Linked DNA regions of Homo sapiens: region 2 is linked to region 1. Evidence: read pairs that join two places in POLR2A ChIA-PET (ENCODE). Cell type or tissue: endothelial cell of umbilical vein. All regions are shown on one strand.

The links. ChIA-PET counts read pairs that join two places held together with the same protein. Peaks named below come from ENCODE experiments on the same cell type or tissue, not always from the same donor. Only the 100,000 strongest peaks of a DNase experiment are listed, where the experiment ranks them.
Region 2: POLR2A ChIA-PET joins it to region 1 with 6 read pairs; 3 of 35 experiments call an interaction of 5 or more read pairs at or near these places.

What each region holds. Positions count from the first base shown.
Region 1 is chr20:63,501,757-63,504,256 of GRCh38, forward strand. LOC105372725 (a long non-coding RNA gene) reads left to right here and starts at 302. Exons shown (of 3, transcript XR_937004.3): 1 at 302-698. RefSeq lists enhancers at 58-563, 564-1,069. In endothelial cell of umbilical vein, no CTCF peak of the experiment used is centred here; no DNase peak of the experiment used is centred here.
Region 2 is chr20:64,082,459-64,084,958 of GRCh38, forward strand. The region is part of intron 1 of OPRL1 (opioid related nociceptin receptor 1); the gene reads left to right. It overlaps LKAAEAR1 (LKAAEAR motif containing 1), which reads right to left and starts at 1,940. Exons shown (of 3, transcript NM_001353425.2): 1 at 1,360-1,940; 2 at 1,125-1,247; 3 at 918-1,036. The coding sequence starts at 1,761. The coding sequence ends at 977. RefSeq lists silencers at 1,033-1,092, 1,273-1,352. In endothelial cell of umbilical vein, a CTCF peak has its summit at 1,185; a DNase peak (open chromatin) is centred at 1,203; H3K4me3 peaks cover 730 bases; H3K27me3 peaks cover 558 bases.

The sequences.
Region 1 (2,500 bases):
CTGGAGGACCTTGAGAACCTGTGAGGCAACTGGGCACAGAAAGGCCAAGATTCCTGTCCAAGGACACGCAGCAAGTAAGGGGGCCTGTGGCCTGTGCTTTCCCTGCCCTCCCCCAGGTCAGGACTTGGGCCCCTCTTCTTGCATCTGAGTCCCTGGTCACAGTGCCGTCCTCACCAACAACCTGGGGGGGGTGGGGGGAGGGGAAATGGCGAGTCAAGAGGGCACCAGCCAATCAGGGCTTCCCTGGGGGCAGGCCCCGCCCCTCCTCGACCCCTCCCAGAGCCCCCAGGCCCCGCCCCTCCTTGCCGCCTCCCAGAGCCCCCAGGACCCATCCCTGAGCTGTTTGGGGAGACACAGGCAACCCCTTCTTTGGCTGGCTAGGGTTTCACGAGCCTCGGGAAAGAAGATGCAGCTAAAATTAACCGCTATCAAGCTGTCAGCCCTGGAAATAAACCTGCCTCCCATTGGCTGCCGGTGACGTCACTGCTGGGTTAATAATAGCCGCCGAGTGCCTAACGAACCACCTGTGCATGGGGCACAGCCAGGCCATCACCCCGGGGCCACCGTCGCAGGCAGGTGGAGGCTGGCAGCCCAGAGGCAGACAGGGGCTTGGAGGCAGGGTGGGGAGCAAGGCCAAGGCCGCTCTCTGGCCCCCAGTGTCACAGGATGACCTCAGCCCTGGCCTGGCCCCAGAGCAGGTGTGGATTCATTTTCCGGTCACGGAGCATCTCGTCTGCTGGCCCACCTGGGCCCCCTGGACGGCCACCAGGACAAGGCCCACCCCCGCGGCCATGCCTTGGGGCTGGCTCCCAGGGGACTGAGCATGCCCTTGAGGCAGCGAATTAAACAGTCTCCATGGCAGCAGAGGAGCTCCTGCCTCTGGAGCCTCCCTTAGAGGAGCAGCTCATGTCCCCCCAGATCAGAGAAGCTGGGGCTGGGCTGGCAGCGGGCAAACATGCCTGCAGGTCAGGCCACAGACCAGGGCCAGCCACGGCCCCGACAGCCCACCCTCCAACCCGGTATCTGGGTGTGCCTGAGGCAGACCTGAGTCTACCAGGGAGGCCCAGGAGGGATGCAGCCCCTCCGCCAGGGGGAAGGGCGGCCTGGCCTGCCACCCCGACCTGCAGGCCCCAGCAGGGAGCGTTGCCATGGTGAGAGGCAGCAGCAGCAGGATGCCCTCCCTCCAGGCCCTGCTGCCCGGGAGCCCAGCACCCACCCTGGTGGGGAGCAGACAGCACGTGCTCCTGCCGCAAGCAGCACTTTCTGGGCTTCTGGGCTTCCAGCTGCAGTCCCCGCTAGCCCCTCCCGGCCCCTGGCCATTACAGCCCATTGCAGGCTGGGAGGCTAAACAGGAGGCCGGGGTCACCGACCAGGGTGGGGTCACCTCTTGGACCCAAGAAGGGCAGCCCCTGGTGCCAGCACAGGGGCGCTGTGCCCTCCAGTGCCCAGAGGCAGAGGGGAGAGCCTGGGTAGGGTCTGCAGACCATTGACCCTACAGCTGCCTCCTCTGGGCCCTGGAGGAAGAGGGGGCCATCAATTGTGTCTCATTCTGCAGCTGGTCCAGAGAGAATGGGGGGTCCAACGTCTGTGGTCAGGTCTGGAGAGAATGGGGGGTCCAGTGTCTGTGGTCAGGTCTGGAGAGAATGGGGGGTCCAGTGTCTGTGGTCAGGTCTGGAGAGAATGGGGGGTCCAGTGTCTGTGGTCAGGGCCCCCTCAAGGGCCCACTAAAGCAGAGCTCCCTTCCTGGGCCCCACCCAAGGTCCCATCTCCTCTCCTATGTAGCCGGCACCAGGTTCAAGGGGGATCTCTCAAGGTGGGAAATTGCCCTGGGGAACCTGAAGTTCATTAGCAGCTCTGGAGGCCCTGTTTTCACCTCTTTGAATAGCCCTTCCCTCAATTAGGCAGCTGGGAATCTTATGAAGGGAATAACAGGACCCTGCCTGCACCCTGGGGATGAGCCTCCCAGGGGCTGCCGCCCACCATCGCCTCCCACAGAGATTCAGAGCCTCCCCACCCCTGGAGGGACCTCCCCACACGGCCAGGAACCGAGCAGCTGGGCCAGGGCAGGAGGAAGGGCAGGGAGAACACAGAGGGGACGTCTGCCTTTTTAAAGACGTGACTTTGAGCATACATAGAGAAAAGTGACACACTGCAAATGTGCCTGATGAGTTATCACCAGGAAAACACACCCAGACCAAGAAACAACATTCCCTCCTGCCCCTCGGTAAAGGTGACTTCTGACAGCACAGATCACGTTTGCCTGTTTTTAAACTTTATATAAAGGGAACACAATGCACAGTGTGTATCCTTTTGTGTGGCTTCTTTCACACACGACCGTGTCTGTGAGATGCCTCCATGCCGTCCCGTGCAGCAGGCATTTGTTCATTTTCATCACTGTACTGCATTCCACTTCCAGTTCTGAACGACTACAAATAAAGCTGCTACGAACACTTGTGTGCGTCTCTCTTGTGCGGGTGTACCTGCTCAGTACACACCCCAG
Region 2 (2,500 bases), 580 kb after region 1:
GAGAAACACTGGCTGCCATGGAGCAGGATCCCTTCTGGACCCCAGTTCTGACCTCTGCCCCTCCTTCCAGTCAGCTGGAGCCCCCTAGCAGGAGGAGCGGTTTGTCTGAGTTCCTGCGGTCCCGCTTCTGTGCAGCCTGCTGGGCAGGGGGCTGGGAGGGAGGAAAAGGAAGCGGGGGCCTAGGGAAGCCCCAGCGTCTGCAAAGAGCTCACGTCGGGGAGAAAAGTAAGGTCTGCCCAGAAACCTCGGGGCTTTTCAGAGTCCAGGGATTTTGTAGGTCGTGGGCCTGTTTGTCAGAATGGGACAGGGGTGGCTTCCTTTTGTACTGCATGCGTGAGTGTGTGTGGGGTGTGTGTGTGTGGGGGGGTGGGTGTGGGGGTGTGGCATGGGGCATTAAAGGGGTCACAGGAGGCTATTCAGGATGGAAAGGAAGGCCAGAGGGTGGGATTTTTGTCTGGGGGCCGCAGGGGTTCCCCTTGCCCAGTCTCTTGGTCCTCTTGGGCACAGCTGCTGCTTCTTCAAAGGCCAGCTTAGGTCACTTCCGCTGCCCACAGCACTGCCCTCTCCCTGGCCCCCTGGTGGGATGACTCGCACTCGAGACCACTGCAGCCTGAGGCTACCCTTACATCTGGGGGTGACTTCTGCTGAAACAGGCTCTTTCTCCGTCCTCCCCAAGACTGGGGGCCTCCCATAGACCCACAGAACGCCAGGTTGCCAGTGGGGGGCAGATCGGGATTAGGGGTAGGCGTGTCCCTGACCTGTTACTTTCACACCCACCCACTTGCGTCTCCCCACTTTTTTGGGAGAGGCCCCACTCTCTGTACCCTGATGTCTGTGAGGTGCATGGGAGAGGCAGCGTCCATACTCCCCGCTTCCCTCGGGGTCCTGGGGAGTGGCAGCAAAAAGACCAGCGAGCCTTCGGAGAATTATAACTTTATGTGGGAGGCTGGGGCGCGTCGCACACTCTCAGTCGCCGTCACCGCGGGAAGATGGTGCCATCCACGTTCTCCTCCAGGATGGTCTCCACGCGCCTCCGCTGCCGGGGAGAGAGGCTGGGGTCCGGCGTGTGCGGAGGCGGGCAGGGCCCCTCCCCTTTCCCCGCCCCTACCGGGGCTTGTCTGCACCTCTTGGCGGTCCAGGGGGTCCGGGATCCGCGCGGGCTTCAGCTGCGGCGGCAGGAACAGCTCCAGCCGGATGGCGGCGCGCGCGGACTTCTGCCGCTGGATGAGCAGCGCGATCTCCTCGGCCTGCGGGGCCCGGGTAGCTGAGCGCGCGCCGAGCCCCGCCCCGCCCCGCCCCGGCCGGCTCCGCTCAACGCTCCCGGTGCGCCCCCTCTGCCCTCCGACCCCCTCGCCTCACCCGCATGCGGGTGTAGCGCAGCCGCAGGGCGCGGACTCGCCCGCGGGCCTCCGCTGCCTTGAGGACGCCGAGGAGCCGGTTCTGGCGCTCGGCGGGCAGCTCGAGCGACTGCGTCCACGGGCGCGGGTCGGGCATGCGGTACCCCGGTTCCACCGACCCGCACGGGAAGGTGGAGGCCGCCGCGCCCACGTCCTCCAGCAGGTCGCCGAAGAGCAGATGGCGGTGGCGCTGCGCAGGGAGCATGGCCGCCAGTCCCTGCGGCGTCAGGGCCCAGCCCGGCTTGGGGGGCTCTGTCGCGGGCGCCCCCTTGGCACGCTCCTCACCCTGCGCCGTGCCTGGCGCGCTCTTCCCGCTTCGCTCCCGCGGGCCCTTGCGCCCGCCCTCCTTCGCTGGCGGCGGCATCCTCCCGCCCTGCGGAGGGAGGAGGGCGTCCCGTCGGTGCCGGGGCTGGCACCGGGCCCTGCCCGCCCCTCGGCAGGGCCCCAACGTGCGCCCCAGCTCCCGCCCGCTGGGCTCTCCGCAGTCGGTTTTGAGTTCCGCACCCCCAGCCTCTGAGCTTTGCCCAGGCGCTCTCCCTCTCCCAAGCGCACGTCCCCAGCAGCTCTGCCATCGGCTGATCCTGCTCAGTCCTGCAGTCAACTAGGACTTTCTGATCAACTCAGTTGTAGGAAATATCTTTCCTACCCGATGGACTGTTCTGTTTGAATTGAGAAAATGCTGAGACCCCACTGGGTTGATCTCAGGCCCTGCCACATGGAGAGCTCTAGGTGACGCCTGGGGGACCTTCGTTGTGCCCCTATGTCTGCGGTCCCCGACAGTCAGGGTCTCCCACCAGACAGCTCGCTCTTGCCCTTCGAGGCCTAGATGGTTGTGGGGAGCAGAGCCTAGAGGGCAGGTGACAGAGGAGGGAGGGTCCAAAAGCCCAGCTGGCTCCTCCCTTCCCGGCCCCAGCCTACAGCTGCCACCTTGTCCAGCCAGGGCTGGGCTCGCTGTGCCAGAGGCAGAGCCACGGCCAGCCCCAGCGGCGGCTAACGCCCCCGCCCCTCCTTAGCTCCTGCAGCCGAGGCCCAGCCCCCACCTCTTGGTCCCTACACCCCCTGCTTGCTGCCTTCTCTGGTCGGAAGAACCTCCGCCGTAGCCC